2 separate regions of the Mus musculus genome follow, and region 1 is linked to region 2. A link is a contact called in ENCODE Hi-C or POLR2A ChIA-PET data. All regions are on one chromosome and are shown on one strand. Each heading gives the region's core, a stretch centred on a gene start or an enhancer-like site at or near the end of the contact. The rest is flanking DNA. Distances are from core to core; before and after follow the strand shown. Region 1 holds the start of Tesk1 (testis specific protein kinase 1). Region 2 holds the start of Tln1 (talin 1).

Region 1 (3,880 bases), core at 872-3,371, 120 kb before region 2:
AGCACTGAGATCACAGGTCTTCATCTGACTTTTATTAGTTTTTACATTTGTATTGTTTATTATTGTGTGTGTGTGTGTGTGTGTGTGTGTGTGTGTGTGAGCGGACACACACATCAGGACACGTATGTGGAGGTCAGAGGTAAGTCTGTGGAGTTGAGATGTGAGCGGACACACACGTCAGGACACGTATGTGGAGGTCAGAGGTAAGTCTGTGGAGTTGAGATGTGAGCGGACACACACGTCAGGACACGTATGTGGAGGTCAGAGGTAAGTCTGTGGAGTTGAGATGTGAGCAGACACACACGTCAGGACATGTATGTGGAGGTCAGAGGTAAGTCTGTGGAGTTGCTGCTCTCCTTCCCCCTTTGCCTGCATCTCAGGCTTCAAGCTCAAGTCGTCAAGTCTTTTATGAGTTTTTAAAGGCACAACAATGTTGTGGTAGATATTATGTGGGGGTTTCTACTCCACCTTAGATCATTTGCCTCCCAACTAAAAGACACAAACCTTTATAATAAACCTTAACAGCACTAGAGTTGGGCAGATGTCAACCCTCTGGGCTATTTTTGTCTGCTTTCTTGTCAATAACCCCAAGACATCACTTGCCACACACATTCCACCTAGGCCACTCCCACTCCAACAGGCCAGCCCTGGTGGCCAGGTGCTCACAATCCACACCACCCCATGGCGACTTCTCCACCCTCCCTTCCTTCTCTCCTCTCTTCTGTGCCTGAACACAAGCCCGGGAACCTTCAGCCCCACCTACCTCTTCTGCCCAGCTATAGGCTGTAGGCATCTTTACTAACCAATCATGAATATACAACAAGAGCTGGTATAGTTGAGGACCTGCTTGTCTTGGAGCAGCCAGGTCATGGGATACAGTTTTTAGCATTTGAATACAGAGCCACAACAGACCAACCCACTACACAACAATGACACCACGATTTAATGAAGATTCCTTTTTCTAATCAGTGGTAAAATAATGCCATAGCTATGCAGCAAATAACTGGGTGCAGGGACAGACATGTGGACAAAACACGTGGCCATGAGTTACTCCCAGGATAGTCACAGGCCCAGAGGGTATCTGAAAGCAGGTATATTTACTAGAGAAAGAAGGGAGTGTGCACATGCGTGCTCCCTGAGTGACAGTATATCGTCCCTGTGACCATCATTATTGCTGGCTGATGATAATCTACCTCCTACACTCAACAGCTTTTCCACCTGAACTTTTAAAAACTGGTGATACCAGTTTTAAACCTTGATAGAAACCTAACGATGAACCTGGCTGCTGCACTCCCCCAACACACACACACACACACACACACACACACACACACACACACACACACAGAGCTTCTCAGGCACATCAACATTCCCTCCTTTTTACTAGTGTATCCTAGCTCAGTCTTGCATCCCCAGCAGAGGGAACCACCACACGGCCTTCTTCCTAAACACTCCCTCTCACCATAACCACCACAGCGCCCTTCCTAAACACACACACACAATTCAGCATGAAACTACTGTCACAGACATTGATCCTCAAAATGACTAATGGGACAGAATCCAGTGTCAGTTAAGCTTACTACAGTGAGGGTATCCTACAGGTACAAATTCCGAGTGTCTTCAGACCTTGCACAAACTATGGAAAATAAAATCCTGCCAGGAGGGGTAGCATATGTTTGTAATCCCAGCACAAAGTGGTATGGTGTGGTATGAATCCAAAGCCAGCATGGGCTACAGGGCAAGACCGTTTCAATCTCTACACAAAAGATTACAAATAGGTTCTCAGAATTAACTCTAATTTAATGCGATGAGTATGTTTTGCTGTTACCAGTGGGGGAAAAGAACACGCATTGGCCTACTCTCCTTTTCTAGAACAACTGTGCATGACTGTTCTCTCTCCAAACCTGAACGATTCCCTTATACGGTGCACTCTCAAGACGGCCTTGCACATTCAGCCTGCCCTCACTCCATTCCGCCGCGAGGTGGCAGGACGCTCACGGATGCCAGGAGACCTCTGCCGGGATCCAGTGACGTCACGCAACCCTAGCGACGATTGGCTACCTTCCCGATGACCTTGAGGGGAGGAGTCCGTGGCAGAGCCGGAAACATCGGCAACAGCGAAAGCCACGTCCCGAGACCGGGCGTGCGCACTCCGAGGATCCCAACCGCTGTAGAGGCCTCTGCACCTCCTCCTCTGGACTGAGGGGGCACACTGGCGTCTACCGACGTGGGGCGCAACCTGCCGAAAGGGGTCACACCGCTGGGCGCTAGCGAGGGGAGGAGTCACCTTGAGAGGAGGGGTCACAATGACTAGCCGAGTCACTCTGCCAGGTCTCTTTTAGTGAGAGGAACACAAAGAGGAGGGGGTGCAGCACTGAGGGGCTCGGGGAACACACGGATGTAGCAGTGTCATCCGTAGGAAAGGTCCCCCGAAGGAGAGCGGGCTCCGAGGGGCAGCGGCCTTTGAGGGGGCGGGATCCTGCCGAGGGCGGGGCCTCCTTGCAGGTGCAGGCGTCTCCGAAGAGAGGGTTATTAGGACAAAGAAGTAAGAGGGTGGTCACCGGATCGAGCGTCGGAATCTCAACTTTACTTAGGGGGATGGAGATGGAGTGAGAAGGAGTCGAGCAGGTCAGGGATGCGAAGGCCAGAGGCTCCCTACAGCCCTGGATACTGCGATCGGAGAAGACAGGTGTTAGCGAGCCCCGAGATTTAGAGTGTCGGGGTCAGAAACCCCCCTGAAATGGACAGTCGGAGTCGGACGCAGACCGGGCAGGCAGCGTGGTCGATCCGTGGAGCCCAGGGCGCAGGAGAATTAGCGCCAGCAGTCAACCCTCAAGTCGTCCTGTGATTCACGCCCCGGCCTACGCGCGGGGGACGCACCTGAGGGGGCGTGGCCGGGCCGCAGCCCGGGCTCCAAGGAGTTAACCGCAGACCGGGCCGGGCCCCGCCCCGGGCAGGCCGCACAGCCTGAGCCCGGCGGCGAAGCGGAGCAGCAGCCGCCCGCGGGGAGCCCGCCGCCGGCGCCCGGGAGCGCCGCCGCCGCCCGGCCCAGGCCCAGGCCCAGGCCCCGCGCAGAGCGGAGAGCCGCGGCGTTCCACCGGGCCCAACTCGCCGGCGCGGCGGGGGCGGGCCCAGGACCTTCGGCAGGTCCTCCAGGAGTCCACCGGGCGGGAGTCCCGGCCCCCGGGATCGGGTTGGGCCGGCGCCCATGGCGAGCGCGGCCTGCCCGGGTCCCGGGGATCCGGCCATGTGAAGCAGGCCGGGGCTGGGGGCCCGGCCATGGCCGGGGAACGGCCGCCGCTGCGGGGCCCCGGGCCCGGAGAGGCTCCGGGGGAGGGGCCGGGGGGCGCAGGCGGAGGCCCGGGCCGGGGCCGGCCCTCCTCCTACCGGGCCCTCCGCAGCGCCGTGTCCAGCCTTGCGCGTGTGGACGATTTCGACTGCGCAGAGAAGATCGGGGCCGGTTTCTTCTCTGAGGTCTACAAGGTAGGACCCGCAGAGAGGACAGAGGGGCGGGACCGAGCCTTGGACGGGAGGCTAGAACTTAGAGGCCCCGCAGCCTGGGTTAGAGATCCTTGAGCTAGCAGCCACCCAACCTGTCGGGCACACACGGAGCCTTGCCTCCCCCAGGTTCGGCACCGACAGTCGGGACAAGTCATGGTGCTGAAGATGAACAAGCTCCCCAGTAACCGGAGCAACACGCTAAGGGAGGTGCAGCTGATGAACCGGCTCCGGCACCCTAACATCCTCAGGTGAACGGCCTAGCCTCTTGCTGGACAGCTTGCTGGGCAGGAGGAAAAGTCCCTTGGGAAAGGAGGGAGATGCAGTGGAGCCCGGGCTCTTACAGCGTATCCTTTATCCTCCCCATCACCTTTCAGGTTCA
Region 2 (3,828 bases), core at 1,307-3,806:
TTACTGACTAGACAGCTTCAGTTTAATAAACCAGGGAAGGAGAGGGGACTAAGTCAGGATGTGGGAATGACGCTGGGTGGTAAATGATGCGATAGGAAGTATCTGTAGCAGGGGCACAGAGGTGGGGTTACTGACAGTATTAGGCTGTGGCTGGGGATCACAGGGTGTAGAAAAAGAGACCAGGAGCGTGATGGTAGGGAACAGACACATGATGAGCCACTGAGCAGGTGGGGAGGGAAAAGCATGAGTCCATGGATGCTGACTAAACCGGGGATGACAGGGAGGCCGGAGGCCGGGTCAGGAGCTCCAGAAGAGCTAGGGATGTGGTAAGCTGCTAAATTGGGCTAGTGGGGAGAGAGTGAGAGAACACTGACAGCGGCTAGGCAACCCTGGGTTGGAAGGAGAGGCAGCATGGGGAGGGGACAGTGTTGTGGTCACTGGCAGGGTCAAGCTGGGAGTGACATGGGGGTGTGGTCAGTGGCCTGGCTGGGCGTGGGATCAGTAAGACCAAGTTTCCTCTTTGGGTATCATTTCCTCTTTTCTGTCGGGGAGTGGGGGAAGGGGATCCACAACTGGACCTAGAAGTAAAAGGAGGCTCAGAAACCAGGGGGTACACATGGGAAGAGCCCGGTGGCGGGGGGGGGGGGGGTTCAGCAGCTGACCAGGTGGTATGCAAGTATGAGAAAGTGCTCTCCGATGTTGGGAAAGCTCAGGTTTGAGGGACATGAAGTAAAGTAGGATGTGTGGATCAAGAGACAGAGACAGGGGTGTGGGGGTGGGAAATGGTTCAGATGAACAGCAGGAGACGAGCTAAAGACCACGACAGTATCTGTAAGGAACTGTAAAGGTATGCAATGTGGGACCAGGGAGGGCAAAGAGACAGAGAGAAGGCAGTGTGTGGAGAATGAGGGAGGCTCGAGTCAAACTGTCATCATTTAGTCGACAGCGTTCCCTTGGTCAGCTTCCCCTCAGTCACAGGCTTCCTATTCCCCATCCTCACTTAGGACCTTGTCTGACTCCTGGGTCTCTTTCCATTTCCCACCTCCCACCTCGTAAACATCACAGCCCAGAAATCCCTGTCTCCCAGTGGTGGTGGCCTCTGGAAGCCTTGTGCTTAGGCAGTAGACTAGAGAAAGCAGAGTCCTGGCACTTCTAGCTGAGGTCCAGAGCTCTAGCACTTCTTTGGGTAAAAGAGGCCTCTGTAACTGCACAGGAATAAGAGAACTCACTACAAAACAAAGGTAGCTACTTCCTGCCAACTTCTTACATTTTACCAGCTCAGCTGTAGCTGCAGCCTCAACCCCTAACGCTATCACCAATTCCTAACATTAATGCTGACTTTATTTCCTATTTCCCTATACATTGACATTCACCCCTTTCCCAGAAGACACCCATACTAATCTGGCTTTTATTTTTAGGCCCAAATCCCCCAAATTTAACCCTAAATACTCCCTCCCACCCCACCCTGCAGTTCTAAAGCTCATTTGTAACTTGGTTCTTAATTAACCTTTTCACTGTTTATTCTTAATACTGACCATGACACCGGCCTTTAATCCCTAAAACGGGCATCTAAGCCAATTCCTGTTGATCCTTAACCCGATCCTGTACTCTGACTTAATGCTGGTCATTGCAGAAAATAATGACCTCAGTTTAAATGTCACATATGCGAAACAGACTTGACTCGTGCAGCAAATGTTTAGAATGTAGTTCACCTTCTTAACTTCTAAAGGGATCCTTGCTTCCTAAACGCGACGGCACCTAACCCAAACTCACCCCAAGTTTTCCTAACCACTTACTCACTATCGGCTAATACCAAAGCCCATCCCCGCCCAGTGCCTCACTGCCACCCAGTGCCTCACTGCCACCCCATTTCTACCCGTCCCCAAACCTAGCCGAGACAGAGAACTGTCTACCCCCGCGAAAGGGCCTGCTTCTCGCAACAAGGCCAGCTTAATTCCAAATCCAAACCGAAACATACTGGACCCTGACCTCCCTAACCAGACACAGGATATGCAGGAGGATTGGGGGCCCCGCCCGCCGCTTCCCGGGCTGGCCCGATCCCGCAGCCCCACCTAGAAGCTCGGCCCAGCCCGTCCGGCCTACCTGCGCTGCCCGGCTCTGCGCCCCGCCCTGGGCCCGCTACCCGCTCCTTCTCCCGGTCGCTTTTGGGGCTCCGGCCTCGCCCTCCCTTCGACACACTCTCGGCCACTTCCGTCCTGGAAACGTCCCCCACCCGCCGGCGGCGCCCTGGGCCCGCGCTCTATGGTAGCGGAGACTGCAGGAAGCTGCTCTGGCCGTAGTTCTCGATGCTCGGGCGCCCGCGAAGCCTGGCCGCCCCTCCCCAGCAGGAAGCGAGCGTGCAGAGCTCTGGAGAGAACGCCCGAACTAAGCTGGAGTTCCCTTTTAAACGCTTAAGTTTTTTTTTTTAATAGCTCGAGGCGAAGGCGGACAAGGATCCTCAGAATCCCCGCCCTGGGGCGTGGGAAGCTTGAAAGGACGTCCCCATAATTTGCATAGCCCCCGGGACGTGGCGCAGCCCAGGAGCCACTTCCGAGTTGGAGAGAACTCCAAGTCCCAGGATTCCACGGGGCTATGTGCACCACTTCCGTTGTGTTGGAAGCTGAGGAATACAGAAGCTGAGAGACGGGTGCGGTTTAGAGTGACAGCTAGGCCCTTGTCCCGGAGTGACGGAGGTTAAGTCGAGCCGACTGGACAGACTGAGGGGTCGTGCCTGAGGTTCGGAGGTTGGATCTGCGCGGAGGGATTTCTATCCATAGATATCCCAAATGGATCCTGGTGGTCAGGATCTGCTAGCTTTGGATCCCGGTGATCAGGACCTGCTGGGCTTCCTGCTAGAGGAAAGCGGAGATTTGTGGGCTGCGACTGAGCCGGACGTGAAGGCTCCGCTGGACTTAGAGCTGTCACCTTCCGAGGTGGGTGGGTGGGTGTTCCCAGTGGGGGAAGCTAGGGATGTCCGCGAGACCCAAGGTACGGAAATAAATCAAGGCCTTTGAATTTGATAGAACTCCGTGCAAGAACTGAGCGACTGGGAGGTAGAGGATTTACTGAGCTCTCTGCTCAGTCCCTCAGTATCGCGGGATGTTCTCGGCTCTTCCAGCTCTTCCATTCTCCATGATCACAACTACTCCCTTCCACAGGAGCACGTCTCCATAGATCTAGGTGAGTGTGAAATGATAAGTTGTGGGGGAGGAGAGAGCTCACTGGGCTAGCTGGTTCTACTTTCCCTTTTGCAGATACTGAGAGCTTCGAAAAGGAGGGGTTCCACGTGACTCCACTGCCAGGGGAGGAAAGAGCAGCGGAACAGGTGCTGGACTTGATTTTTTTTTTCAGGATTACCTCACTTTGCAGCAGCCAAGATCCCCCATACTGCTCTGAGAGCTCCATGCAACTCTGCTCTCTTCACTATTTCCTCCATCCTTAGGAGATGTCTAGGCTGATACTGACCGAGGAAGAGAAGAAGCTCTTGGAGAAGGAGGGGCTCACTCTGCCCTCAACCCTTCCTCTCACTAAGGTAAGGCTCCTGTTGGTAGAGCAAAGGCTGGAGGGGGTTGGTAACCCAAGTAGGCAAGCTCAGTTTGTTTCATATCAATCACTTGCAAAAGGACAAACCAACTCCTACAAGTTCTCTCATCTCCAAACACACACCCACGTCAAAAGATAATGTTTTAAATGTAACTTTAGTACAGAGCCTTGAAAGTGAAGGGCCTTGATAGCTTCCGTTGTTATCTTGGGACCTCGAATCATACTCAGTGGTAGAAATGCTTGAGAGGCTGACTCAGTCTAACAACATCAACAATCGTCAAAGCT

What was found. Hi-C counts contacts between places; a loop is a spot of excess contacts on that map. ChIA-PET counts read pairs that join two places held with the same protein, here RNA polymerase II (POLR2A).
Region 1: a map of left cerebral cortex shows a loop between it and region 2 (5-fold over the local background). The contact joins the promoter of Tesk1 here to the promoter of Tln1 in region 2. A Hi-C loop is called at or near these places in 10 of 37 maps with a recorded cell type or tissue (gastrocnemius, heart, left cerebral cortex and 1 more). POLR2A ChIA-PET finds 5 or more read pairs at or near these places in 2 of 5 experiments (Patski and embryonic stem cell).

What each region holds. Positions count from the first base shown.
Region 1 is chr4:43,440,156-43,444,035 of GRCm38, forward strand. Tesk1 (testis specific protein kinase 1) reads left to right here and starts at 2,122. Exons shown (of 10, transcript NM_011571.3): 1 at 2,122-3,483; 2 at 3,628-3,749; 3 at 3,876-3,880. The coding sequence starts at 3,280.
Region 2 is chr4:43,560,027-43,563,854 of GRCm38, forward strand. Tln1 (talin 1) reads right to left here and starts at 2,557. Exons shown (of 57, transcript NM_011602.5): 1 at 2,104-2,557. It overlaps Creb3 (cAMP responsive element binding protein 3), which reads left to right and starts at 2,632. Exons shown (of 9, transcript NM_013497.4): 1 at 2,632-2,933; 2 at 3,024-3,180; 3 at 3,255-3,325; 4 at 3,443-3,532. The coding sequence starts at 2,787.